Regions from separate parts of the Homo sapiens genome. Here regions 2, 3, 4, 5, 6 and 7 are each linked to region 1. A link is a loop called in an ENCODE intact Hi-C map of the cell type or tissue named here. Cell type or tissue: MCF 10A. All regions are shown on one strand. Region 1 holds the start of LOC105376856 (a long non-coding RNA gene). Region 2 has its middle 13 kb from the start of CELA3B. Region 3 has its middle 37 kb from the start of WNT4. Region 4 overlaps RAP1GAP (RAP1 GTPase activating protein). Region 5 has its middle 69 kb from the start of NBPF3. Region 6 overlaps ECE1 (endothelin converting enzyme 1). Region 7 overlaps WNT4 (Wnt family member 4).

What was found. Hi-C counts contacts between places; a loop is a spot of excess contacts. Peaks named below come from ENCODE experiments on the same cell type or tissue, not always from the same donor. Only the 100,000 strongest peaks of a DNase experiment are listed, where the experiment ranks them.
Region 2: a loop joins it to region 1, with 19 times the contacts of the local background. A loop is called at or near these places in 3 of 110 quality-filtered maps.
Region 3: it touches region 1 in a loop (22-fold over the local background); 70 of 110 quality-filtered maps call a loop at or near these places.
Region 4: a loop joins it to region 1, with 10 times the contacts of the local background. A loop is called at or near these places in 5 of 110 quality-filtered maps.
Region 5: a loop joins it to region 1, with 17 times the contacts of the local background. A loop is called at or near these places in 6 of 110 quality-filtered maps.
Region 6: it touches region 1 in a loop (11-fold over the local background); 2 of 110 quality-filtered maps call a loop at or near these places.
Region 7: a loop joins it to region 1, with 20 times the contacts of the local background. A loop is called at or near these places in 42 of 110 quality-filtered maps.

Annotation. Positions count from the first base shown.
Region 1 is chr1:22,415,270-22,419,269 of GRCh38, forward strand. It overlaps LOC105376856 (a long non-coding RNA gene), which reads right to left and starts at 3,695. Exons shown (of 3, transcript XR_947058.2): 1 at 3,572-3,695; 2 at 2,949-3,182; 3 at 1,062-1,701. RefSeq lists an enhancer at 1,961-2,876. In MCF 10A, a CTCF peak has its summit at 1,506 (motif pointing left); a DNase peak (open chromatin) is centred at 1,472.
Region 2 is chr1:21,962,096-21,966,095 of GRCh38, forward strand. No RefSeq gene overlaps it. Among named protein-coding and RNA genes, the nearest start is that of CELA3B, 13 kb to the right of the region's middle. RefSeq lists an enhancer at 1-464 and a silencer at 1,949-2,216. In MCF 10A, a CTCF peak has its summit at 2,065 (motif pointing left); a DNase peak (open chromatin) is centred at 2,056.
Region 3 is chr1:22,103,891-22,107,890 of GRCh38, forward strand. No RefSeq gene overlaps it. Among named protein-coding and RNA genes, the nearest start is that of WNT4, 37 kb to the right of the region's middle. In MCF 10A, a CTCF peak has its summit at 1,925 (motif pointing right); no DNase peak of the experiment used is centred here.
Region 4 is chr1:21,656,796-21,660,795 of GRCh38, forward strand. The region is part of intron 1 of RAP1GAP (RAP1 GTPase activating protein); the gene reads right to left. Among named protein-coding and RNA genes, the nearest start is that of RAP1GAP, 11 kb to the right of the region's middle. RefSeq lists silencers at 2,561-2,720, 2,791-2,840. In MCF 10A, a CTCF peak has its summit at 2,470 (motif pointing left); a DNase peak (open chromatin) is centred at 2,506.
Region 5 is chr1:21,368,745-21,372,744 of GRCh38, forward strand. No RefSeq gene overlaps it. Among named protein-coding and RNA genes, the nearest start is that of NBPF3, 69 kb to the right of the region's middle. In MCF 10A, a CTCF peak has its summit at 1,981 (motif pointing right); a DNase peak (open chromatin) is centred at 1,997.
Region 6 is chr1:21,230,375-21,234,374 of GRCh38, forward strand. It overlaps ECE1 (endothelin converting enzyme 1), which reads right to left. Exons shown (of 19, transcript NM_001397.3): 14 at 3,184-3,287. Among named protein-coding and RNA genes, the nearest start is that of EIF4G3, 55 kb to the left of the region's middle. In MCF 10A, a CTCF peak has its summit at 1,786 (motif pointing right); a DNase peak (open chromatin) is centred at 1,807.
Region 7 is chr1:22,129,610-22,133,609 of GRCh38, forward strand. WNT4 (Wnt family member 4) reads right to left here. Exons shown (of 5, transcript NM_030761.5): 2 at 7-242. Among named protein-coding and RNA genes, the nearest start is that of WNT4, 11 kb to the right of the region's middle. RefSeq lists enhancers at 1,722-2,482, 2,483-3,241, 3,581-4,000. In MCF 10A, a CTCF peak has its summit at 2,468 (motif pointing right); DNase peaks (open chromatin) are centred at 2,492 and 3,122.

The sequences.
Region 1 (4,000 bases):
GGTTGCAGTGAGCCGAGATTGCACCACTGCACTCCAGCCTGGGCAACAGAGTGAGACTCCATCTCAAAAAAAAAAAAAAAAAAAAAAGAGGTAAAGAGGTCAAGCTGCAGGTAAAGCCACCTATGTCACAGGGCCAGCTCTGCTTCCCAGGGAGGGGGAAGAATCATGCGTATAAGTCCAAGGGGAGAAAAAAAAATGGCAAAACCAATCCAGGGAGTTACTGACCCCACTGAAATGTGGATCCATACCAAAGACATACGGGTCCACACCTCCAAAGGACTAAATAAAGGACACTCAGCTGAAACCTCAGCCCGAGGGACTTTAGTAGGTCACATCAAACCCTTTCCTGACTTGGCATGGGCCAGTGCGGGACAGTCCAGTAGTTTAAGCAAGTCTATGGAGCCAAACAGACCTGGGTCTGAATTCCGGTAAGGCCACCCAGTGGCTGGGTGACCCAGGGGGAGCTATGGCGCCTCTCTGAGCCTGGGTTTTCCCAGCTATGAAATGGAGATGATAATAATTCATACCTCTTGGGGCTGTTGTGAGAACGTAAGGAACAGTTCAGTGCCTATGCCAGTTTGAAGGTCATACGGGGCCCTAGCCAAATGATCTTCTCCTTGGGTTACTGGATGATTCTTCAAGGGTGATAACCATCAAGACCTACTCTGGCGGATCAGGCACGGTGGCTCATGCCTGTAATCCCAGCACTTTGGGAAGCAGAGGCGGGCAGATCATCTGGGGTCAGGAGTTTGAGACCAGCCTGGTCAACATGGTGAAACCCTCTCTCTACTAACAATATAAAAATTAGCCAGGTGAGATGGCTCATGCCTGTAATTCCAGCACTTTTTGAGGCCTAGGCAGGTGGATCATTTGAGTTTAGGAGTTTGAGACCAGCCTGGCCAACATGGTGAAACCCCATCTCTACTAAAAATACAAAAATTAGCTGGGTGTGGTGGTGTGCACCTGTAATCCCAGCTACTCGGCAAGGCTGAGGCAGGAGAATTCCTTGAACCCAGGAGGCAGAGGTTGCAGTGAGCTAAGATTGCACCATTGCACACTCCAGCCTGGGCAACAGAGCAAGACTCCATCAAAAAATAAATAAATAAATAAAACCCACTCTGGCATGGAGAACATCTGAGTTCTTTGAAGCACTCACATGTACATTCTCATTTGTAGCACTTCTCACAACAGTGCCATAAGGTGGGTCACTCTCCACAGTCTGCAGATACAAAAACTGAGGATCGAACAGACAAAGCCATTTGTCCAGAGCTCACCACAAGCCCTCGCCCTGAAGCCCAGGACTTTGACTCCTAGTCATTGCTCTGGCACCTCCTTCCACAGGCTCAGATCCTACTGACCCCATGTGGCCTCGGTGGGTCCAGCTGTGTCCAGAGGCCTCCCAGACACTGGCTCCAGGCCTCTCAATTTCTCTCCAGCCTCAAAAGGAGGTTCAGACAGCGGAGGTGAGCTCAGCCAGAAGTGTGAGGAGACAGCGCCCTCCAGTGGCCTCTGCGCAGCAGCGAGGGAAGCCGAAGGAGGGGGTGGGGCACTTCGATGTCACAAGGGCTGCAGCCCCGAGGAGAGGGACAGAGATCAGGGGCACATTCGACTCCTGTCCTCACCGGTCCAGCCCCTTGACACCTCCAATACTCCTTCTGTCCCAGGACTCTTAGAATCACACCATTCCAATCTGGAAAGAAACTGAAACGCCACCTAAATGAATATTCTCTTTGCACAAAGATGATTGAATCCAGGGTGGAGACAGATCATCCAAGGTCATGTGAGGAGTCAGGGTGGAATGGATTCAGAGCTCAGGTCCCCTACCTGCCCCTTCAGCCCCAGCAGGAAGTTCATGGAGGTTGGATTCACCAGCCCTGCACCTCCCCGCTCCCCATTTTTCTCCTCTGCCTTCAGGGCTGCCAGGCACACCAGGTAGAGTGGGAGGGGCTGAGGCAGAAGAATGATGGTGATGGGCTCTCCAACTCTTGATGGCTGTGTGACCTGGTGCAGGTTACTTAACCTCTCTGTGCCCCAGTTTCCCCCTCTGTGAAATGAAATTGAATCCTCAATGCCATAGGATTACTGTAAGGACTAAATAATGCATAAAGTAAAAAAGGCCTGGTAGGTGGTAAGCAGCCCCCAAACATGGCAGCCCCTGCTTCTGCTTTTATTACTATTCGTTTGGTGCCTCTAATCCATTGGTTCACTTCTGAGGGGCCACAAGCTCTCCCACGCACCTTTCTCTCCTCCCCTTCTCTCACGTCATTTCTTCTCACCAAACCCCAAAGCGACAAATTAATCCCCAGTACCTGTATCTCTTGTCTGTCACATTCGAGGCTCTGCAAGACGGTGTGGCCTGGCCAGGGACTGGGGAGTCGGTGCCACGCACACAGCCCCTCTGTGGGTCAGCCTGCCACTCTGGCCCAGGGTAAGCTTAGCTAAGGCTGAGTCTCAGAGAAGGGCTGAAACCCCAAAGGGTTTTTCTGGTGCCAAGAGCAGACCGGGTTGAAGGGCGCGGTCAGTACCTTCCTGGGATGATTCTAAGCGCCCAGCTCTAACAGCTGAACATCACCAGGCTCGAGTTTCAGGATGGGAACCTTGAAAAGCCCTCTGTGATTTTCCTTTTCACATCAGGCTTGGGGCCAGGCAGACATGGGTTCAAATCCTTGCTCTGCCACTCATGAGTTATGTGATCTTGGGAAGAGACTGAATGTCTCCGGACCTCAGTTTCCTCATCTGTAAAGTGGGAGTGGTTATAGGAGTGTACGGAACTGTTGGGTTTGGATTAAGGTGTCCAGCCCACTGCCTGGAATGCAGCACTTTGACTTGCTTATTGAACATCAAAATTAATTTACCGCCTTTTTCCCTCAAATCCTGTTCTTCCTCTGGAATTCCCTGTCCTGGTAGGGGTCTGTAATACTTATATCTAGGATGTCTATAATACTTACACATCCAAGGAGGGGTGGCCCATGTTCTCACACTTTCTATCAACTCCGTCATAGCTGTCTTGCACAGAGGTGAATCCATCACAGCTGCCTTGCATGGCCATTCCTCTCCACCCACTTTGGCCATGGCTCTCCATCCAGGACAAGGTTATGGCAAATCCTTCATCACTGGTTTCCTCCTTCCAGCCTCCTTACTCCTGCTGGGGTGGTTACATCAGCCCCTCTCCATGTCTCACTCTGAAACACATGTTCAGAGCACAAAGTCCAAACTGCTCAACCGAGCCAGGACGCCGAGGTCCCTCATGATCTGGGCCCCTCACTCCCACCTCCCCAGCATCATCTACTCCCACCCTGCCTCCCACACAAAACAACTCTCCCTCCCCAAACTCTCAGTGTTCCCTGAGGATGAGGCTCCCTGCTGCTCTGTGCCTCTAAGCCTCTGCCCCCTGCCCCCTGCCCCAACCACCCAGAACGCCCTCTCTGACAACCTCCTCTGCAAGCCCTCTGCAACTGCTCCCACCTGCCCAATTCTTCCCACGTGGAGCCAAGCACTCTCTCCTTCAGGCCCCACCGGCCTCTCTCAGACCCCCATGACGGCCCTTCCCACCTGTATGCGGCAGGTTTACCTGACTAGGCAATCCAGGAGGGAGGCGAGAGCACTGAATGAGAGCAATGCCTCTGGGGTCCTGTCTCCTGGGATTTACTGAGAGGACGTGTGGAGTCCTAGCACCATGTCTGCTGCATATAGATGCTCAGCAAATGAAAGTGATTCTTTTTATGGCTATCTCCCCATGAGGCTGCAAATTCCTAGAGCAAGACTCATGTCTTAATTATCTTTGCATCCCCAGCAACTAGCCCTGTGATCTGGCCCACAGTAGAAGTTTAACAGATGTTTTCACATGGATGAATGGATGGATGGATACATGGATGTATGGATGGATAAATAGATGGATGGTGTGGCTGAAAGAGGAGGAAGAAATACATAAGAGCTGCCATTTAGCTGGTAACTAGGCAGTGACAGAAACGTGCATAGCACTTTACAAAGCAATGTCAGC
Region 2 (4,000 bases), 450 kb before region 1:
TGGACCCAGTGGACCAAAAAGCCCACCCTTCTTGCTCAGCCTGGCAGAGCTGCTCTGCTGTAGCAACTTGGGGACAGTCTTTGCCTCTGAAACCACCACCAGCAGTTCCAAGCAGCCTGCCCTGGCAGGGAAGGTGCTGGGGTCAGGAGCTCTGGGTTCAGTTCCCACCTCTACTTCTCAGTGTCTGGGAAAGCATGGGCACTTTGCCACGCCTCCCTGAGCCTCAGTTGCTTCATCCTATTTCACGCTTAGGGATTAAAATAGAGAAGGTCTCACATGAATTCTCTTCCTTTACCATATTCAAGGAACTCAAAACAAGTTAAGCTTCCAGATACAGCTGAAGCCCTGGCCAACTTCACACCCCTTCTTCTTGGAGGGTGGCACCATCTAATCTCTGATTATCTTTGCTACGTGTATTTATTCTATTCCTACACATTGCTGTATATGGCATAGCATTGGTCTGCATGGATTCAAATGTTTTACATACTATGACATTATACTGAATGCATTATTCTGTAATTTGCTTTTTTACTCAATAAAATGCTTCTGAGATCTATCCATAGCGACACATATGACTCTAATTTAATCATTTTCACTGCTTAACATTGCATTCTATATATACCCAATTCATCCATTCTCCTGTCAATATGCATACTTTTAAGTTGTTTCCAATTATGTTTCATTATTTCAAGCAACACTGAAATGAATATTCTCATACATGTCAAAAAAAAATGAATTACAGATGAGTGTTATCAGGGAGCACATATTCATTGAGCCGGGGTATTCACTACAGGCTCTGATGACAATATGTTATGAGCCCAAACTACAGCAAACGACTTGACAATGGGACGGAGCACTTAAGATTGGGACTCTCTGGGACAGGAAAGCAATCATTGCTGCCCTGTGTTCAGTGTTTCCTATGGGCCAAGCCCAGTGTTCAGTGCTTTATCTCCTTGAATTCTCACAGAAACCTTGTGAGGGAGCTATTGGTGTTACCCTAGGTGAAGAAACTGAGGCACAGAGAGGTTAAGCGTCTCAGTCTGGGTGCAGTGGCTCACACGTGTAATCCCAGCACTTTGGGAGACTGAGGTAGGTGGATCACTTGAGGCCAGGAGTTCGAGACCAGCCTGGCCAACATGGTGACACCCCCATCTCTAATAAAAATACAAAAATTAGCTGGGCATGGTGGTGCATATCTGTAATCTCAGCTACTTGGGAGGCTGAGGCAGGAGAATCGCTTGAACCTGGGAGGCAGAGGTTGCAGTGAACTGAGATTGTGCCACTGCACTACAGCCTGGGTGACAGAGCGAGACTCCGTCTCAAAAAAAAAAAAAAAAAAAAAAAACACAGAGAGAGGTTAGGTGTCTTGAAAAAGATCACACAATTATGGTTGAACAGGAATTCAAACCAAATCTACGTCTGTCTGATACAACTTCCCACATTTCAACCAGAGCAGAGGGTCCCTGGTACGATGCCGCAGAGCTGTGGAAGCACAAAGGCAGGAAGGACGGGTCCCAACGGAGAGGTGCTCAGGGAGGGCTTCCTGGGGGAGGTGACAGTCCCAACCAGCCTAGAAAGATGAATATTGAAGAGGGCAGCAGTGGGAGGCATCTGGGAGGGAGACATTTGGGCCAAGGCTTGGAGGCTGGCCGACTGAGCCCCTGCCCCCAAATCACTCATCGACCCCTTGACTCCTCCCTGCCATTCCCTGCATTTCTCTTTCTTCCAGCTCCCCTCTGATCTCTGGGGTCCATCCTTCTCTTTTTACCTTCTTTCTCTTGAGTTCTGTCCTATCTCCTCATTCCCCAGTCATCCATTCATTCACTTGTTAATTCATCCACTCATCTAACACAAACTGAGCACCAGCTCTGTGCCAGGGCATTGGAACCTGAGTGAGGCAGTCCCCAGAATTGGTGGTGAGTGCGTCCACCACACTCAACTCAACCCCTAAGAGGAGGCTCTGAGATCTGCCCTGTCCCTCAGACGCACCCAGAGACAAACACACCCTCACACCTAGCAACTTCCTAGAAAACACCTGGAGGCAATCATGGCTCTCGGGCGCCCCTTGCTGGTAACTTGGGATGTTGCATCCTAGGCTGGAGAGTCCAAGTGTGACCCTAGGAAGGTGCTGCCCTGGCTCCCCACAAACTCCTGGTGCACTGCAACTTCTGCCAGCAGTTCCATTCTAGGAGTTTCTAAGAGTGCAGTCCTTGTCATAAATGTTTAGTGCCCTACCCTTTTGTTTGTTGTTGTTTGGTTTTTTTTTTGAGACCAATCTCACTCTGTTGCTCAGGCTGGAGTGCAGTGGCTCCATCTTGGCTCACTGCAACCTCCGCCTCCCGGGTTCAAGTGATTCTCCTGCTTCAGCCTCCCCAGTAGCTGGGACTACAGGTGTGTGCCACCATGCCTGGCTAATTTTTGTATTTTTTAGCAGAGATGGGGTTTCACCATATTGGCTAGGCAGGTCTCAAAAGTGATCCACCCATCTCAGCCTCCCAAAGTGCTGGGATGACAGGTGTGAGCCACTGTGCCCGGCCTAATGCCCTAGGCTTTGTCAGGCCCAAGCCAAAGGCCAGAGTAAGAAGCAGTGACAGATGTATGTTTGTTGTACTGGGAAGGGGGGACGGGATGGGTGCTCTGGAATGTGTGTGTGCATCATGGATGTGTGTGCACCAGTGCTGTACACGGGAGGGGTCTGTACACGGGGGTGCCTGGGTGCACATTCTGAGTTTGTGCTTGTGTATCATTGTCCTGCGGTGAGCAGGCCTATGCAAACCACCACCAAAGACCGAGGGAGCTGAGAGGCCAAAGAAAGAGGCTGACAAGTGCAGTTTATCAGAAAGAAAATAGGGACTTGCAAACAGAAGTTGCAAATTCATTTACTCAATAAAGTGCTTTTGAGATCTATCCATAGCGACACCGTCAAGCAATTGCAAGATGGTGCACCCCTGCACCTACCTTCCAGAAAACATTATTTTTATAGCAAGCTTTTAGGGTAAAGACATGTGCAGCTGGTCATGCCTCAGATATTCTGAAGCTCTTGACCACTGGGGAGTCCAGATTAGCATTTTTTTTTTTTTTTTGAGATGGAATCTCACTCTGTCACCAGGCTGGAGTGCAGTGACACAATCTCGGCTCACTGCAACCTCTGCCTCCCGGGTTCAAGCGATTCTCCTGCCTCAGCCTCCCGAGTAGCTGGGATTACAGGTGCCCACAACCATGCCTGGCTAATTTTGTATTTTTAGTGGAGACGGGGTTTCATCATGTTGGCCAGGATGGTCTCGATCTCTTGACCTCAGGATCCACCTGCCTCAGCCTACCAAAGTGCTGGGATTACAGGTGTGAGAGACAACGCCCCGGCCGTGATTAGCGTTTTTTTTTTTTTGAGACAGAGTCTCGCTCTGTTGCTCAGGCTAGAGTGCAGTGGCGTGATCTTAGCTCACTACAAGCTCTGCCTCCCAGATTCACGCCATTCTCCTGCCTCAGCCTCCCGAGTAGCTGGGACTACAGGCGCCCACCACCATGCCCGGCTAATTTTTTTGTATTTTTAGTAGAGTCGGGGTTTCACCGTGTTAGCCAGGATGGTCTCGATCTCCTGATCTCATGATCTGCCCACCTCGGCCTCCCAAAGTGCTGGGATTACAGGCGTGAGCCACCGTCCCAGCATCGTGATTAGCGTTTTTATGAAGGGTTATCTATGCTACAGCCATTGTCTTAAGAACTTGCTGCAGAATTTAAGAACTTGCTGGTCAGGCAGGTGACTCATGCCTAAATCCCAGCACTATGTGACAGTAACACCCTGTATGTACAAATTTTTTTTTTTTTTTGAGACAGAGTTTTGCTCTTGTTGCCCAGACTGGAGTGCAATGGCGCGATCTCAGCTCACTGCAACCTCTGCCTCCAGGGTTCAAGTGATTCTCCCGCTTCAGCCTCCCAAGTAGCTGGGATTGCAGGCATATGCCACCATGCCCAGCTAATTTTGTATTTTTAGTAGAGACGG
Region 3 (4,000 bases), 310 kb before region 1:
TTGCCTACATAACACTAACAATGCAGTTCATTCCTTTGTTCATAAATTCATTTATTTAACAAACGTCTGCTTAGTACCTGTATTCGTCTGTTCTCAATGCTGCTGATAAAGACATACCCAAGACTGGGTAATTTATAAAGGAAAAGAGGTTTAATTGACTCACAGTTCAGCATGGCTGGGGAGGCCTCAGGAAACTTACAGTCATGGTGGAAGGGGAAGCAAACACGTCCTTCACATGGCGGCAGGAGAGAATTGCAGAGCAAAGTGGTGGGGGGTAGGGGGAAGCCCCTTATAAAACCATCAGATCTTGTGAGAACTCATTATCACGAGAACAGCATGGAGGTAACCGCCCTCATGATTCAGTTACTTCCCTCCAAGTCCCTCCCATGACATGTGGGGACATGGGGATTATGGGAACTATAATTCAAGATGAGATTTGGGTGGGGACACAGCCAAACCATATCAGTACCTCTCATGATGCAGTAGGATGACCAAGACAAAATTCTTAAACTGGCGGGACTTACATTCTAGTAGGGGGAGGCAGACATGATTAAAATGTGTATGTCAGAGATGGTGTTAAGTGCTGTAGAGAGAAAGTACGGGACTCCACAGTCCCATCAGGTCTGATTACTTACACTTCTCGGATTTAAAAAAGGAGATCCTTGAAAGTCTTAAAAGGCTATAAGGAAGAAAAACTGCTTCTCAAAATCTAGGTTTTGTATATATCGTAGAACTGTAAGTATTTTAAAGAGCTAGAAGATTCAGATTATGTTTATTTCCTCTCTGATTTTAATTGCTTTGAGGATATTATAGTCTTACTTGGTTCAAGTTAGTTGAACTTGGTTCAGGCCAAGTTATCAGTAATGGGAATGATAATGATAGGTGAGTCTCTCTTTAAAAAGACAATGGGAAGGACTTTTAGAGGTTATTTAGACTAGCCCTCTCAATTTTGGCGGGGTGGGGTGAGTGTAACAGCTTTATTGAGATATAATTCCTGTACCATACAATTCACTTAAAGTGTACAAGTCAGTGGTTTTTAGTTTATTCACAAAATTGTGCAACTATCACCTGATAAATTTTAGAACTTTCTCTTTCCTTCAAAAACTCTTTTCTTCAAAAACACCCTTTAGCTGTCATACCCTGAAACTTTCTGCCCCATCTGCCCAGCCCTAAACAACCGCTGAACCACTTCCTGTCACTGTAGATTTGCCCATTGTGAATACTTCGTATAATTATAATATGTAGTCTTTTTTAACCAACTTGTTTCACTTAACGTGTTTTCAAGGTTCATCCGTATGGTAGCATGTGTCATTACTTCATTCCTTTTTATGGCTAAATAGTATTCCATTGTATGGAGATACCACATTTTGCTTATTCATTCCATCAAATGATGGACACGTGAGTTATTTCTACCTTTTGGTTACAATGAACATTGTGTACACATTTTTACATGATCTCTCAGTTTTCAAATGAAGTAAATGTAGTGGGGTGATTTGCCCAGTTCCCAGTGTGGTTCCAATGCATTGTGGGGCTCCGGAGGAGGCAGTGGTGCCACCTGCTTGACCAAGATCGTAGCTAGCTGTGAGGAGCTTGGAGCATGTAGGCATTTCTGGAAGAATTGAAATTATGTTTAGTTTCAGGGCCTTCTGTTCCTTCAGGAGGAGTGATACAATGGCATGAGGATGGACTTTGGTATCACATTTTCTACTGAGCCTCTGTAACCCTGGACAGGTGACTTCTATAAGCCTTGGTTTTCTCATTTGAAAAATGGAATTAATAATGTACCTTGCAGTGTTGTGAAGACTAGCAATAACATAGGTAAAGCACCCACCAGATCTAGCTGTGTAAGTGGTATCATCATTTAGGAAGTTACTGGAAGGACCAAGGAAAATGACGATGAGGTGGGCCTGTAATGATCCAGAGCAGCCACTAGATGGCAGAGAAATAGCAAGAAAAGACTGGCTGGTTGTGCACCTGGAACTTAGTAAGGTTTGTTAAGCTTCTTTCTAATTGTCCTTAAGAGGAGAGTACAGGCTCCCACATTGCTGGGAAAAGAGCCCACCGCCCACAGAATGTCATCACCCCATACCTGCAGCCTGTGCAGATATAGAAACACTACTGTGCGCCAAATTCGATAATCTTGCTTCTCATTTCTTAAAATAATTGCTGCCAATTCCCTAGACCCCAGTCTGCTTGACTGTCATGAAATTGCCTTTCAGTTAACCTTCAGCCAAGTATCAGTCTTCGTTCTCCTTGTCTGTTTTATTTATTTTTATTTTTTACTTAAATTGGGTCATGAGTCAAGCCTTGTAGATTCTGTTGTTGGGGAACTTGCAGACCAAGACATCCTCTGTTTTAGACAGATATATTCCATCCCTACAAGCAGAATTAAAGTTAGACTGTCAGGGAATAGTGAAATGTCTGTGTGTGGGATGATGCTTGGAGAAAATTGGTCGATTTCAGGGCTGTTTAGGTTGTTTGAAATAGGTACAAGCAGAGAACTTTTGAGGGCAGCCATTGGGACTGTTATACCAGATGACCTCCCCCTTCTTCCAGAGTTCTGAGTCTAGGTGCCCAGAATGGGTAAGTCAGTGGAAGGTTCACCTTTTCCCTGGGCCATTTAGGAGGACTTCCGGCTCTTGGTTTCTCTCAGCCCCCTTTTGCTGCCAGGGAGGGCAGTTGTGTTTCTAATTGAGTTGAGGCTGCCTGGTTTGTAGAGGCCAGTGAATTGAGGATAAAAAAAGCAGATGAGTTAGGGGCAAATTGGTAGGATCTTGGGGCTGGAAGTAGCCTTGAAAAAGATCACTTGGTTCAGCAATGAATGTCTGACTTAGGAAGACACTAAACCTCTAGTCCTGAGACCCTGCAGCTAAACTGAGAGGGTCTTGGGCAGGCCTGAAACTTAGACAGAAATATATGGCTGAGGTCGGTTCCTGGGCCTCAGCAGGTCTGGTTCTTGTTCATTGGGAACCAAATGGCTCTGGTCTCACACTGCCTGATTTTCTTAATGTCTCTGCTGTCTTAACTTGTGTTTGAGCCTCTCCTATCTAGCATGGTGTTGAGCACATAGTTCAGTTCTATGAACAGAAGGAAGGGAGAAGAGGAGTCAGGAATGCAAAAGAAGGCAACAGGGAAAAAGCTTGCATGGGTCGTAATACATTGTATTTATAAAGCTGCTGAGAAAATGCTTTCATGTTCATCTTCATAAAAGCCTGTGAGGCAAATAGAACAGGTGTTTATTTTACAAATGAGAAAACTGGCTTAGAGTTGAGCTTCTACAAGATTTTACAGATTGAACTGGAGTCTTTTGGTTCTGAATCCAGTGTTCCCGCTACTCAAACACCTTACTTTTGTGGGTGGTGCCTCTTCTCCCTTTTCTGTGGTTAGGAAAGCTAGAACTGGCCTTCTACTCATTCATAAAGTGGGTAAGAGTCATCCTTGGAGTATGTAGGGATTTCATCCTTAGCACCTCTCAGGTCCCTGTTTTCCTTCCATGAAGCCACGTACCGTTGAGACAGGCTGTTGCTCAGATTGAGGTAGAAGTGATTTACGGAAACTGGCCTGGCAGTGGCTGCTTTGGGTTCCAGATTAAGGAATCTGGGTTTTGCCTCCATCATACGAATTTTTCCCTTCATGTGTTAAAGGGAGTCCTCCTACCCTTTTTGGGGTTGAGAAACTAGAAGTTAAGGAAGAAGGAACTTTCTTTTTCTTTTTTTTTTTTTTTTTTGAGACGGAGTCTTGCACTGTCGCCTGGGCTGGAGTGCAGTGGCACGATCTCAGCTCACTGCAGCCTCTGCCTCCCGGGTTCACGCGATTCTCCTGCCTCAGCCTCCTGAGTAGCTGGGATTACAGGTGCATACCACCACATCCGGGTGATTTTTGTATTTTTAGTAGAGACGGGGTTTGACTATGTTGGCCAGACTGGTCTCGAACTCCTGACCTTGTGATCCGCCCACGTTGGCCTCCCAAAGTGCTGGGATTACAGGCGTGAGCCACCATG
Region 4 (4,000 bases), 760 kb before region 1:
ATACCTGCCCCCACTCAGGCCCTACCCCTGAGGATGTGTTTCTCATCTCCATGCAGATCATGTGGCTTGAAAGGCCCTGGAAGCAAAGCCCTTCTGGAGGCAGCACCCAGGTGTACGGTCTTTCATTCCTTCCCCCATTCATTCAGTATTGAGCACCCACTGTGTGGCTGACACTGTATTGAGCACCCACTGTGTGGCTGACACTATTCAGACACTGGCGATAGAGTCTGAACAAGACAGACAAGGTCTCTGGTAGACCTGTGTGCACAACTGCACACAAACTTTCCCAGGTCACACATGCACTTGGCCTAGTACCGTGCCACGCACATGCAAAGAGTCATCTAACTCATGCCTGTAGAGATCACATCAAGATCAAATGCATGCAGACAGGCTCACATGAACATCAGCCCCCATGCTGCAAACCCACAAGTACGTGCACATGCAAAGGTCAACTCCAGCTCCCACCCTTAGGTCCCCCATCAGTGCACATGCACCTACTGACTCCGGCTGCGTTAGTACATGCATGTAAATACACACTGATGACAGCACATACAGGCACAGGAATCTCAGGCCCACACATCCTTACTCAAATCACATTATTTATGTTCATACAATATACACAGACAGATGTGTACACACCTCACAAACACGCATGGAGCATCCAGCTAACTACTGGGAAGAAATAAAGGTAGGAGACAGAATGGCTCTTTGGGGGTCAGAGAAGAGTGCAATTGCTGCATCTCCAGGATTGCAGAGTGGAGGCCAAGACACCTCTCATGTATTACAGGCTGGTGTCTAGCCGGCCAGCCCCCATCTCCTACCTCCACTGCTATGGGCGTGGCCCTCCCAGCCCATTTTCGGGGCAGTTGGACAAAGCTGGGAGACTGCTTGAGGCCCAGAGCTCCCCTCAGGAAGCTGGGCTGGCGGAGTCCTGACCTGGGGAGACCTGCCTGTGGCCCCAGCTCTGCTGGCAACCCACCATTTCTCATCACAAGTGCCTTCCCACTTCTGGCCTCTGCTGGTTCATCTATAATGGGGGGAGAGAGTTTCCCAACAGTTCCTTATGATACCACCCTCCCAGGAGGCCAACCAGTCTGGGACTCTGAGAGCCCCTCTCCACCCCGACAAGGCCCTCATTGAGGCAGTGGCTCTCAACAAGGGTGGCTCTGCCCCCCAGAGGGCGCCAGGGTGGTTTCAGTCCTCAGAAATGACGGGGTCGCCACTGTCATTCAGTGGGTGGGGGACAGGAAAGCTACGCTGGTGAGAGTCCCACTTCAGGAGATTTGTTGTTCATCAGATATCCTCCTAGATATTCAAGTGGGTAAAAAGCCCGGGTAACCCATCCTAGAACCTAACTCTGGTTTACAAATGAATATTTTTTGGTGTGGCTTTAATCCATAATACATTTTTCAAAGGTGCAGCTACTGAAGTCATTCTGAACTAGAGGTCAGGTACAGCGACATGACTTTCTGCTCTTAAATCTAAGGGTAGGCCGGGCTCAGTGGCTCACATCTGTAATCCCAGCACTTTGGGAGGCTGAGGCGGGTAGATCACCTGAGGCCAGGAGTTCGAGACCAGCCTGACCAATATGGTGAAACCTTGTCTCTACTAAAAATACAAAAATTAGCCAGGTGTGGTGGCATGCGCCTGTAGTCTCAGCTACTCAGGAGGCTGAGACAGGAGAATTGCATGAACCCAGGAGGCGGAGGTTGCAGTGAGCTAAGATCACAGCACTACACTCTAGCCTGGAGTTTTTGAGACTCTGTCTCAAAAAACAAAAACAAAAACAAAAAATCTAAGGGTAGGCTGGGCAAGGTGGTTCACACCTGTAATCCCAGCACCTTGAGAGGCTGAGGTGAGAGGACTGCTTAAGCCCAGAAGTTCGAGACCGGCCTGGTAACAAAGCAAGACTCCATCTCTATTACGATAATTTTAATTTTTTTAAATCTAAGGGTATATTTTTAATAAATAGGTGCCCAAGGCTGGTTACTTCTTTGGCTCTTGTGGTGTGGTCATGCCACAGCATTCATGTAGGGAGGTGGAGGGCCTTTTTCATCTCTTATGCCAGTATATAGTTGGTTTTTGAAGTCAGGTGTGTAGGCAGGCTTATTTCCTAGGAATATCATGACAGGAAAATGAAGAACGCTTTTTTTTTTTTTTTGAGACGGAGTTTTGCCCTTGTCGCCCAGGCTGGAGTGCAATGGCGCGATCTCGGCTCACCGCAACCTCCACCTCAGTAGCTGGGATTACAGGCATGCACCATCAGGCCCAGCTAATTTTTGTATTTTTAGTAGAGTCGGGGTTTTTCCATGTTGGTCAGGCTGGCCTCGAACTCCCGACCTCAGGTGATGCGCCCGCCTTAGCCTCCCAAAGTGTTGGGATAACAGGCGTGAACCACAGTGCCCGGCCGAAGAACGCTTTTTAAAACGTGTTCTCTAATGGGTCCGGGAGTCCGCCGCGGTCTCGGGCGCCACCAATTGGCCGTCATAAGAACTGCAGGCGACGGCCGCCCGGGCTCCAGGACCAGGGACAGCGCCCCGGGAGCATCTCAGAGAAGGGTGGGGACCCGGAGCCGCCGGGACAGCGCCCCCAGTCACCGGCCGCGCGCTCGCCACCCCCCGCACTTCCTCACCCCTCCCTTACATGGAGGCGGCCCCAGCGCCCGTCCTCGCCCTCTCCCCGGCGCCAGGCGCCGCCGCACGTCTCCCAGCTCACAAGGGCGCACCTGCGCCCGCCCACTGTGCTCTCGCCGCCCCCTCCCGCGGGACCCGTTCTCTCGGTGCGCAGATCACGGGGCCGCACCTACGCGTTCCGGGATCTCTGTGATCCTGACAACAGCCCCGTGAGGCTGATCCTGCAAGAGTTACATGTCTGCCATGGCTGACGGGGGAAATTGAGGTGTGCAAACAGAGCAGATCCAGCTCTTCCGAGCTCTTCGGGACCTCAGTCCCTATCACCCGTGCGCTGCAGCTCAGTGGCACAGCCCCTTCTAGTTCCCGAGGCCCTGTGCCAAGTGCTTTCATCCAGTCCTTAAACCCACCCTGTAAATTAGGTACAATCATCTTCCCCATTTCACAGATCAGGAAGCCAAGGTCCCAGAGGCTGAGTGGCTTGCCTAAGGATCAGTGGATGCAGATATGGCTACAAAACCTCTCTGAGGTCTTCACACTGCTCTGAGTCACTGTGAGGGACGCTCCTGCCAGGGAAAAAGTCCTTCCAACAGTACACACTGCCCTGCCCTGGCTGCTCTGTCCTGGTATCCTCGGGCTTGAATGCCTTCTGGGATAGGATGCGGGCATGGAGCCTCAAGATCTCTCACAGAGGAACCCAATCTCCCCATCCTCACAAGCTTTAGCCTCACAAAGCACCTCCCCAAGACACACAGTAGGTGCTTAATAACCCGTTGCTTGGCTGAAGCCCTGCCTTCCAGGAACCAGGGCTCTAAATGCATAACTACACAGCCTGGATACAGAGCAGGGCAGTGTGAGCCAGTGAGGAAGGGCACAGGCTCAAGAGGGCTGGACAGAGTGGGTTCCAACTCAGCTATATATATTTATTGAGACAGTCTCGCTCTGTCACCCAGGCTGGAGTGCAATGGCACGATCTTGGCTCACTGCAACCTCTGCCTCCAGGGTTCAAGCGATTCTCTCGCTTCAGCCTCCTGAGTAGCCGGGACTACAGGCACCCGCCACCATGCCCGGCTGATTTTTGTATTTTTAGTAGAGATGGGGTTTCACCATTTTGGCCAGGCTGGTCTTCAACTCCCAACCTCAAGTGGTCCTCCCGCCTCAGCCTCCCAAAGTGCCAGGATTACAGGCAAGAGCCACTGCACCCAGCCCCGACTCAGTCTTGAGCTGTGACCGTCAGCCTTAGTTTCCAATCTGGAAAATGGAGATGATACTAGCTCTTAGCTCACAGAGTGATGGCGTGTTAAACAAGGTGATGCACACAGACACCTTAGCATGGTGCCTTGTGCTCACGAACGGCTTGCACGGTGGTG
Region 5 (4,000 bases), 1.0 Mb before region 1:
CTAGGGAAACCCTGGTGAATGAAGGGTGAAGGAGCAGAAGAAACTTCCAGAAGCCTGGAGACAGGGGAACGCCAGGGATGGAGCCCTGTGACACTTTGCTAAGCTTCTGAGGTTGATACTGGGATTCTGATTATTACTGTGCCGGTCTCCACGTCTGTTTCCTGTCTCCTCCGGCAGTGATGTGGGCACCAGGAGGGAAGGGGTGTGTCTGCTGATGCATGCTGCCTCCCCAGCACCTAGCACAGTGCTTGGCACTGAGTAGGTGCTCACTAAAAATATGTGGACTGCAGTTGGTTATAGTAGGAGGAACAGAGAGAGAAGCCTGGGCTTGAAGCCAGTGTTCATCCTGTCAATCCAGTGACTTGGATAAGTCCTGTGACCCTGGTGAGCCTGAATTGGCTCACTTACCTGTGTTGTGGGGAGAATAACCCTTCTCTCTCAGAGTCATAGTGAATTTAAATGATCACATTTGCATATAGCTTCAGGCTCATCCTAGGAGCTCCTGGCAGCCAGGAATGGTAAAGAGGCACCACATCCTACACCTGGGTCTGCAGGCCCATAGAGGGGACCCAGCAACTTCACTGACTTGCTGGGGGATGTCAGCCAAGTCCCTTTACATTCTAGGACTCTGTTAGCTCCCTTTTAAAATAAGGAGAATAAGGCCAGGCATGGTGGCTCATGCCTGTAATCCCAGCACTTTGGGAGGCCAAGGCAGGCAGATCACTTGAGGTCAGGAGTTCGAATCCAGCCTGGCCAACATGGTGAAACTCTGTCTCTACTAAAAATACAAAAATTAGCCGGGTGTGGTGGCACGTACCTGTAGTCCCAGCTATTTGGGAGCCTGAGGCAGGAGAATCACTTGAACCCGGGAGGCAGAGGTTGCAGTGAGCAGAGATCACGCCACTGCACTCCAGCCTGGGCGATAGAACAAGACTCCATCTCCAAAAAAACACAAAGTAAAAAAGAAATATGCGTAAGAGTTTTGCATACTTTGTTGGCACTGTGAGGTCTCCTCTGAGAGTTGGGGAGGCCATACAGGCTGTATTTGTGGGAGGAGCATTGAGGGTGTGGAGTGAATGGCAAAGGTTTCATCCCACGTTGTGGAAAGTGGGAGAGAAGGTTTAAGGAGGTGATGAATTTAAAGAGCCCGGTGCAGCTCTGACTCCTGAGGGAGAGCTGGGCTAATGTTGGCTGTTCTCGTTCTCCTTATTAATTATATTGGGGCACTTTTGGAGGCCAAGGCGGGAGGATCGCTTGAACCTAGGAGTTCAAGACCAGCCTGGGCAACATAGTGAGACCCCATCTCTACAAAAAATAAAACAATTAGCCAGGCATGGTAGTGTATGCCTGATGCTGAGGCGGGAGGGTCACTTGAGCCCAGGAGGTCAAGGCTGCAGTGAGCTATGATTGCACCACTGTACTCTAGCCTGGGCAAGAGAGCAAGACCCTGTCCTTAAGGGGGGGAGGGGAAAGTATTGGGTTCAAACCCAGCACTATCCCTTAGTTAAGTGACTTATCTCAGTGTTTTAGTTTCCAATCTGTAAAACAGGGACAATAACAGAACCTACCTCAGAAAGTTGCTGTGAAGATTCCCTTAGAAAAAGCATGTTAATGGCCGGTACTGTTATGGCTGGGCGCGGTGGCTCACGCCTATAATCCCAGCACTTTGGGAGTCCGAGGCAGGCAGATCACTTGAGGTCAGGAGTTTGAGACCAGCCTGGCCAACATGGTGAAACCCCCGTCTCTACCCAAAATACAAAAATTAGCTGGTCTTCTTAGTGGGTGCCTGTAGTCCCAGCTACTTGGGAGGCTGAGGCAGGAGAATCGCTTGAACCCGGGAGGCCGAGGTTGCAGTCAGCAGAGATTGCCACTGCACTGCAGCTTGGGTGACAACAGTGAAGTGACAGCTTGTGGTAAAAAGGGTAGCTCAGGCTCCATCCCTGCGCCTGGACAACTGTCGAGGTCTTCTAAGAAACTGACCAGCAGGGGACAGCAGGTGTCCATCCAGGGAAGGACTCGATGCAAGCCTTCAGGCTGTGATACCCAAGAAGTGATGGGGGCTGGAGGGGAGCCCAGAGCACCATGGAAGCCCTGTGGGGTGGGGAATGGGGCTAGGAGTGGATTGGGGTGCCCCAAGCTCAGGTGGGTGAGGAGCAACCAGGTCAAGCTCAGGGAGCCTCTGGGAATAGGTGGGAACAGCTTTAGGGGCAGAGAGTAGCAGCAGCCTCAGACGAACCAAGAAGGAAATGAACAGACAGAAGGATACTGGCTATTTCCCCAGGCTCAGAGCAGACCCACGTGGGGTGAACAGGGACATTCTGGGTAGAAGAGGATGAGGGACCAGGTCCAAGACGAGCGCGATGGCTCACACCTGTAATCCCAGCACCTTGGGGGTTGGGGGCAGGAGGATCGCTAGAGCCCAGGAGGTCTAGGCTATAGTGAGCTATGATTGTACCACTGCACTCCAGCCTGAATGACAGAGTGAGACCCTGTCTCTTTAAAAAAAAAAAAAAAAGAAGAAGAAGAAGGAGTTGGGGCAGTGGGGAGGAATAGCATTGGGAGATATACCTTATAGAAATGACGAGTTAATGGGTGCAGCACACCAACATGGCGCATGTACACATATGTAACAAACCTGCACGTTGTGCACACATACACCCTAGAACTTAAAGTATAATTAAAAAAAAAAAAAAGAAGGAGTTGGGGCAGTGGAGTGGAATAGCATTAGGAGATATACCTAATATAAATATATAAATGACGAGTTAATGGGTGCAGCAAACCAACATGGCGCATGTACACTTATGTAACAAACCTGCACGCTGTGCACACATACACCCTAGAACTTAAATTAAAAAAAAAAAAAAAGAAGACAAAGAAGTCCAATGTAAGAATGAGCCTTGCTTGAGTAAGGGGATCTGGGGAGGAAAGGGACTTTGTGCTGGGAAGGAAAGGGCAGAGTCCAGGCTGGGATTTGGGATTGGGAGTGGGGGAGTGAAAGAGTTGGGCAGGGCTTTGTGGCCTGGGATTTGGAAAGCAGGGTTGGCAGCAGGGAGCTGGGGCAGAGAACCAGGCTGGGGGCCTAGGGGAGGAGGGGAGGGGAAGACCAATCAGGCCTCTAGAAGAGGCAGCTCCCCAGAAACAATCCCGGAGCCAGGCTTAGCCTCGCCGGACCTCACCAGGCCTCGAGCTTCCAGTGCCCAGTACCAGGCCTCTGAAGGGCCAGGGAGGACGTGGGGTGAGCCCGTGACACACCAGGCTTGACTCCCCTGCCAGTGGGGAGTAAGGAAGCCTCTTCTTCTTCCTTCTCCCAGGCCCCTGCCTGGAGCTCAAAACCCAGAGCCCATTGTTAGACATGGAGATCCACACAAGGTTACAGGCATAGCCGGGTCTGGAGCTGCAGACTCACGGCCCTGGCTGTCTGAGTAGATGGCGCTCACACCAAGTGGTGTTTCCCTTCTTCACCAGCTTTTTTTTTTTTTTTTTTTTTGAGACAGGGTCTTACTCTGTCGTTCAAGCTGGAGTGCAGTGGTGTGATCACAGCTCACTACAGCCTCGACCTCCCAGGCTTGAGCAATCCTCCTGCCTCAGCCTTCCCAGTAGCTGGGACCACAGACACACCACCATGCCCGGCTAATTTTTCAATGTTTTGTAGGGATGGGGTCCCGCCATGTCGCCCAGGCTGATCCAGCTTCTGTCTGTGTCTCTGAAGCTTGCCCTGAACCCCCTGGAGAGTGTCTGGGAATCACAAAGGCCTCCACTGTCAGGGCTAGAACAGGGTTCTAGCTCAGGGTTGCCTGAGCCCATGCTCCCATTTTATGGAGGAGGAAATCAACGCACAAGGCCATGGAGGCCGAGTTGTATGGAAAAACAGGACTGGAGCTCCCAGTCCAGGGTTCTTTTTTCTGATCTGCAGCATTAAGCAGATAACCACGCAGTGGCTGCGCCAATCCTGCCTGACAAAGGCCCAGGGGAGTGACATCCCCAAGAGGGTTCTAAAATG
Region 6 (4,000 bases), 1.2 Mb before region 1:
GCAAGAATTCTCTTTTTTTTGAAACAAAGTCTTGTTCTGTCACCCAGGCTGGAGGGCAATTGGGGTGCAGTGGCGTGATCTTGGCTCACTGCAACCTCTGCCTCCAGGGTTCAAGCAATTCTCTGCCTCAGCCACCTGAGTAGCTGGGATTACAAGCACCCGCCACCACGTCTGGCTAATTTTTTGTATTTTTAGTAGAGATGGGGTTTCACCATCTTGGCAATGCTTGTCTTGAACTCCTGACCTCGTGATCCACCCGCCTCAGCCTCCCAAAGTGCTGGGATTACAGGCGTGAGCCACCACGCCTGGCCAAGAATTCTTTCTATATATAAAAACAACATATGGTAACAGATTGACTGCAGAATCAGATATGAGAATCCAGTTGTCTTTGATTAAGCCAGACATAAAGAAATTTGCAAAAAGTAAAACGATACCTCTCTTCTCATTAATTTTTTGAAAATAGTTATTTTCCATAAAATTTAAAAAAAATCAGGGCCAGTGCAGTGGCAATGGCACCATCTTGGATCACCCGCAACGTCTGCTTCCCGGGTTCAAGCGATTCTCCTGCCTCAGCCTCCTGAGTAACTGGGATTACAGGCATGTGCCACCATGCCTGGCTAATTTTGTATGTTTAGTAGAGATGGGGTTTCTCCATGTTGGTCAGGCTGGTCTTGAACTCCCGACCTCAGGTGATCCACCCGCCTTGGCCTCCCAAAGTGCTGGGATTACAGACGTGAGCCACCGCGCCCAGCAATAATTTTTTTGAGTGTAGAAGGATCCCAAGACCAAAAAAGGTTTTGAAAGTAATGGTATATAGTCATGAGGTATTTGGCATTTCAATGACTTCTCTGGTACAGAGGGGAAGGGTGAGTGAGGAGTGCAGTGAGATGGGTACCACATTTCCTCTAAGAGCCTAGACAGTCACTCTGCCTCCTCCAGGTGAGCCCCACAGCCATGGGAACATACTGAGAACTTTATTTATTTTGAGATGGAGTCTCACTCTGTTGCCTAGGCTGGAGTGCAGTGGTGCAATCTCTGTTCACTGCAACCTCTGCCTCCCGGGTTCAAGCGATTCTCCTGCCTCAGGCTCCCAAGTAGCTGGGATTACAGGTGTCTACCACCATGCGTGGCTAATTTTTGTATATTTAGTAGAGACGGGATTTCACCATGTTGGCCAGATTGGTCTTGAACTCCTGACCTCAAGTGATCTACCCGCCTTGGCCTCCCAAAGTACTGGGATTACCGGTGTGAGCCCCCGTACCTGGCCAAGAACTCTATTTATGTATTTATTTATTTTAGAGACAGGGTCTTGCTCTGTAGCCCAGGCTGGAGTGCAGTGGTACAACTGTAGCTCACCGCAACCTCAACCTCCTGGGCTCAAGCGCATGCTACCACGTCCAGCTAATTTTTTAAATTTTTTGTAGAGATGGGGTTTCACCATGTTGCCCAGGCTGGTCTCAAACTTCTGAGCTCAAGAGATCCTCCCACCTTGGCCTCTCAAAGCGTTCGAATTACAGGCGTGGGCCGCTGTACCTGGCCATATGGAGGAATTTAAAACATCATATTTATATTCAAATAATCACAAATACTTCAATGGGTAGGCAAGGAAATTTAAATAAAAACATTCAAGCTAAGTTAAAATACTTCAGATAAACTGGCAACAGAGCCTATGCCATGTTCTGAAGGTAAAAGCCCACCTTCTTGTACATAGCGGGGTGTCCTGGTTGGAGGCTGGAAATGAAGGAAATAGAGATGTTTGAACCCCTATAGTCCACCAGGGGGCACCAGAGGCAAAGAGAAGTTGATTGCACCCTTCCCTAAGATTTATCCCAAATGTTTGCACTGAGGAATGGAAGGACCTTGGACTGAAGACTGGAACTGGGCTGACTACATCTAATTTTTTTGAGGAGACAGTTTTTTTTTTTCTTTCTTTCTTTTTTTTCAGGCAGGGTCTCGCTCTGTTGCCCAGGCTGGAGTACAGTGGCATGATCTTGACTCACTGCAGCTTCGACCTCCTGGGCTCTAGTGATCCTCCCACCTCTGCCTCCCCAGTAGCTGGGACTACAGGTTCGTGCCACCACGTCCAGCTAATTTTAAAAATTTTTTGTAGAGACCACATCTCCCTATGTCGCCCAACCTGGTCTTGAAGTCTTAGGCTCAAGCGATCTGCCCACCTCAGCCTGCAAAGTGCTGGGATTGCAGGCCTGAGCTACTGTGATTGACCTGAGGAGACAGTAATAAAAAGGACAAAGACCAGGTCTCATTCTAGGTTATCCTGATTTAAGGTCAGGAAGCTGTATTTTTTTTTTTTTTTTGAGATGGAGTCTTGCTCTGTCACCCAGACTGGAGTGCAGTGGCACGATCTCGGCTCACTGCAACCTCCGCCTCCCGGGTTCAAGCAATTCTCGTGCCTCAGCTACTCACTCCTGAGTAGCTGGGACTACAGGTGTGCGCCACCACACCCGGTTAATTTTTGTATTTTTAGTAGAGACAGGGTTTTGCCATGTTGACCATGGCTGGTCTCAAACTCCTGGGTTCAGGTGATCCACCTGTCTTGCCCTCCCAAAGTGCTGGGATTACAGGCGTGAGCCACCACGCCCGGCCAGGAAGCTGTATCTTTGAAAAAGTTCCCCAGAGGACTCTGATGTGCAGTGAGCTTTGGGAAGCACAGCTGTCAAGCCCATCCAGAACCTTCCCCAGGCCTCTGTGGGCTCCCTGTCCTGAGATCCCACCATTCGTGGTAGTGAGGAACAATGGGAAAGCTGCTCTTGCTGGGGCCTCCTTGGGGTCTGGCGCTCCCCAGAGGTCCTCACATTTGACTGCCATGAGGACCCCAGAACCAGCTCCTCCCATCCTATTCTGCGGAAAATGAAATGAAGGCTCCAAATCCCAAAGCAGTGGAGCGGAGACAAGGTGCCAGATCGGCTCCGCTCCAGAGGCCAGGCTCACCCTGCCAACAGGCTGGGCAGGCTCAAGCCCATCCCAGCTCCTAGCTGGGCCATACTTCTTTTGCCCTTGGTTTCTTCATCTGAAAAGTGGGATAACAAGGGCATCCACTCTTCAGACGGCTCTCGTGATAGCTGATCGGGTGCACAGTGAGGGTGCAATGAAGGCCAGTTCGTCCCAAGGCTTGCCCACAGGTGGGGAGCTGGCACCTTGCCGGCAGGGCCTGGGGGAACTCACTGATCTCTGTTGGGGGCTTTCCTGAGCTGATCGGCAGTGACCCTCCATGAGAAGTTGAAAAACCGCATGGCATTTTCAAAGTAGAGGTCTGGAACTGCAGTGTACTAGAAAAGAAGAAGTGGAGTCAATCACAGTGTGCCCTCGGTGGTGTGCATCTTCCAAGACAGGAAGCCAAGGGCTGTCATGGTTAAGAGATTAATCTGCAGGCTGGAGACCGGAATGCAGGGCTTGGGGCTGCAGGGTCAGCTCTTCTCTTGGCCTTCACCCTGGGGCACGAGATGGAATGACACCGTTGCAGGATGTGCCTACAGCAGTGCCTGGGCCCAGGCAAGAAATATCTCCCATGTTGTCCAATAGAACCTCCTGCGATGATGGATGTTCTGTGCTCTATGCCTGCGCTGTCCAGTATGGCAGACTACTAAGCATTTCTTTCTTTCTTTTTTTTTTGAGACGGGAATCTTGATCTATCATCCAGGCTGGAGTGCAATGGCACGATCTTGGCTCACTGCAACCTCCACCTCCTGGTTTAAGTGATTCTCGTGCCTCAGCCTCCCAGAGTAGCTGGGATTACAGGCGCATGCCACCAAGCCCAGCTAATTTTTGTATTTTTAGTAAAGACGGGGTTTCACCACATTGGCCAGGCTGGTTTCAAACTCCTGACCTCAGGTGATCAGCCCACCTTGGCATCCCAAAGTGCTGGGATTACAGGCGTGAGCCACCACGCCCGGCCACTAATAAGCATTTCAAATGTGGCAAGTGTGGCTTTTAAATTTAATTTAAACTAATTTAAGTTTTAATTATTTAAATAGCCACCTGT
Region 7 (4,000 bases), 290 kb before region 1:
CCTCACCTTGCGTCACCACCTTGCCGAAGACGGGCAAGGAGTCGAGTGTGGAGCAGTTCCAGCGCCGGTTCCGGAACTGGTACTGGCACTCCTCAATGGCCAGCTGGGCACCGCGGCGCACCGAGTCCATGACTTCCAGGTTCCGCTTGCACATCTGCACCTGCCTCTGGATCAGGCCCTTGAGTTTCTCGCACGTCTCCTCCTCTGAGATGCTCCCCACCGACGACAGCTTGGCCAGGTACCTGGGGAGAGGGTGACACGTGATGCAGAGCCCACCTCCTCATCTTTCCTGGCCCCGGACCAGGCCTGAGCTCCAGCCCGGGTCTCTGGGAACTGACTCGTCCCAGTGACTGGGCCTGGCTGCCGACTTCTCTCTGGATCCAGTTACAGGCCCTCTTGCCCGGCTCTAGGGGCACCAAGGGAGTGGAAATGCTGTCTTCTGCAAAAAGCCTCTATCTCAAGTTCAGCAAAGCAGGTGGCAGCAGTGGGAGGGAAGCTCATCGAGCCCCTACGGGATCCCTCCCTGCCCTGGCAGCCCCCGTGCCACTGTCTGTGCCAGGACGTCACCCCAGACCTGGCTATGGGATCCCACTGTTCCCTGCCGAGATGCCTTCTAGCTAGGAGGCTGGAGCCGCTGTCTGCCCAGGGTCTCTCTTCCCTGTCCTAGGCAGGAACCCCAGTGATCCTTGGCTGATCTTCTGGCCACAAGACCAAGATCCTCACTGCCAGCCACATCCTAGGACCACCAGATGGAGACCAGTGTCATTGCTGCCACCCTTTGGAGGTGGGACAATGAGGGCAGTGATGGGCTAGAGGTCTAGGGATGGTCAGGTTATGGGTGGTGGTGGCGAGAGTGGGCTGTGTGGACGCTTCAAAAGCCAAGTGCAGCATGCTCTCCCTCCCCCAGGGGCTTGCCCAGCACACTGAGTCTCCCAAGGGTTGGGGATTTTCTAGGGGTTGGCTGTGAAGAAGCTGTTGCATCTTATAAAGGAAGCTGCACAAATTTCTTGTTGAAGAAGGATAAAGGGAAGGTAACTGCTCTTTGGGCCTCAGTTTCCTCATCTGTAGTAAGAGAAGGGAACACCGGTTCTGTCTGAGTGGAGGAACTGCTACCTGGAGCAAGAGGGATCTGTGTGAGAGATGGCCTGACACTGGCCCGAGGCAATGAGGCAGGAAGTCGCCATTTGTTTGCTGAATGAGGGAATGAATGAATGGTGACCAAATAGAAAAGCACACAGAAAGTCCTACTTATGGGAATTCTTTCTGATGATAAGAAGAAACTTATGGAAGTTCCATCAAACTTCTATGGAACTTGGGACTGGGCTAAGTACTTTACATTATTGCGTTTAATCCTCTCAGAAAGCCAACCAGCTGCCATTTAAAAGAGGAGGAAACTGAGGCACAGACATTTTAAGTAATTTACCTCATGTGCAGGGCTACACAGCCAGTGAGGTTGAGCAGGACTTGAACCTGGCATTTGCCTGGCTTCACAGCCTTGGGCAGAGACAGTATTCTCTGTGTGGCTCAAAGACTAGAATTGACACTGTGGCCAGAAGCTGCTGGGAGCTGGGTTTGTTCAACCCAAAGATGCTAGCCAGGGTGCAGCTGGGGAGCTGTCTCCCCATCCCTGGAGGTTTGCAGGCGGCAGCTAAATTTTATTTGTCAGGTATGTGGGTTGGACCAAGTGACGGTTCTTGAATCTGGCTGTGCATCGAAACGTGTGCAGGGTTTGTTGAAGGTGGAGGTGCCTGGGCCCCAGTCCCAGTGGGGGTTGGTGGGCCTCTGAGGTTAATTGAATGTGCCTTAGGTGCACCTGGGAGGCTAGGTGGGCACTGGCCTGGAGAACAGTCTGCATAAGTATGGGTAATGTTTCCTTCTCAGCCATAGGGAGCTCTGACTCAGGGATGCCACTGTCCTCCTCACTGTGGCATTGATCCCCAGGATGTTTCCTTTTCCCCGTGGCTGTGGAGCCTGAGCCTGGCTTTCCTTATCTGTAAATGGAGATAACGGTTCTCACCCAGAGGGCTGCCAAGAGGAATGCCCGTGATTTGCTGTGTGATGCACCTGGCTGTCAGCTGGGCACATTCTAGGTGCCAGGTAATTGTGGGGGCAAGTGTACAGCATGGGGCAAGTGCAAAGTAGGCGGTCTCAGGCCGAAGAAGGCCAACCTCCCCTCCCCACCCCCTGCATTCCTGGTCTCCCAGGGGCCTCCCCGCCCCTCCTTCCTATCTACCAGGTGGTTCCCAGGGGATGCACAGACTGGTGGTGTCCTGACAAGGCCCAGGCAGGAGCTCGGAGCCCCTTGGAGGGAAGACAAGGGCAGGAAGGGGGCTGAGAAGCAGCAGAGGCTGCATTTGGAAGGGGAGGGGCCCACCCGGCTTCTCAGCCCTGCCTGGGTGCTCTCCTGCCTGTGCCCAGCCAAGGGGTCGCCTGTGGAGCCAGTCCCACCTGTTGCTCTTGGCCTGCAGGGGGCGCCAAGAGCCCGGCTACTGGCTGTGGGCCAGGTCCACGTTCAGGCCACAGGTGTCCCTCGGTGGGGGGACAAGGAATTGAGCCTGACGTTGGATCCTTTCCTGCTCAGACCGAGGCTTGGCCTCTTGGAGAAGGGTGGGGGCCCTGTTTGCTCTATGATGTGGGGGCACAGAGCTGGCCCATCCCCAACTCAGTCTCTGCTCCCACAGCATGCAGCCAAGAAGGCTGCATCTGGCTGTGCTGGGCCCTGGGCTCTGGTCAAGGGAGGCACCCAAGGGCAGGGGTTCTCTGGGCAGGGGGGGCAGCCTCTGACCCACCATGACCTTGGGCAAGTCCCTGCCATACTTGGAGCCTGTCTCCTTATGGGTACAGTAAACCGGTGGGTCCATATGGCCTTTCCCACTGTCGGAGTTGGTGGGCCTCCTTCTACTGGCAGGGTGGGGAGTGGCCGGGCCTCAGGGGCCTGCTGGCCCCATGCCAGGCTGATAGATGTGTCTCTGCCATTGAATAAGTAGTAAGATGGACCAGGGGAGCCACCTGCATCCCCCCACCCAGGCTCAGAACTCAGCAAGGGGAGACTGGCTGAATGACAGTCGCAGGGGCTTAGGGTGAGCTGCTGGGCTGCCGTGGCCGTGAGTCACTGGGCCAGCTTCCAGGAAGGAGCTGAGCAACCTCTTCCGTTGGCACCAGTGCCCACCCCCAGCCCCTGCCTTCATCTGGCACAGCAGCTGTCCCCTTCCGTACACACGAGGCCCAGCCCCATCCCCACCCCTGTTCCCCCAGACCCCAGGGTCTCGCCCGGGCAGGGCTGGGTGCCAGGGCTGGAAATGGAACCGGGCACCGGCTCTAGAGAGTGAGAACCCCAGGCATTACAGGCCCTCATCCACAATGTTTCTGCTTGCCCGTTTCAGTATCCAACTAGCATTTGGCTCCATTTCACAGATGAACAAACTGAGGCTACGGAGATAAAGCAACTTGCTTAAAGTCCCACAGCTAGAGCGGCGAGCTGCAGTGCAAACCCAGCCCTAACTCTCAACTCTCTTTCCTCTGTACCTGGCTGTGGATATGCCCCATTTACCTGCTGAGGGGGGCTAACACTGCCCTTGGTGCCTCACACAGGGCACAGTGCATAGAAGGTGTTTAATAAATGCCTGCAGCAGGATGGAGGGCTCTGTCCTGACGGGGTTCCCTCTGCTTCCCTCCTGGCAGAGTGCTCAGGATGGGGAAGATAAGGATGAGGGAGGAATGTGGGGGCTGCTGTGGTCTTTTGATCTGCTGAGAGCCTGGAGACCCATCAGGGCGAGGCCTGATTAGTACTGGACACCTCAGGATTCCCAGTGCCCTAGGGTGGCTCAACCCCAGAGACACGTGTGCCATCCGCTGACCCTGGAGCTGGACCAGGCTCAAAAATGGAGTGCACCAGCCCTTTCTAGGGGTGACAGAGAGCCAGGGCGTGATGGGTGGGCCGGGCCAGGCTGTGCAGGGCCTTGGCCATCCCTGAGGCTTCTCCTGTCGTGGCTGCATTGCC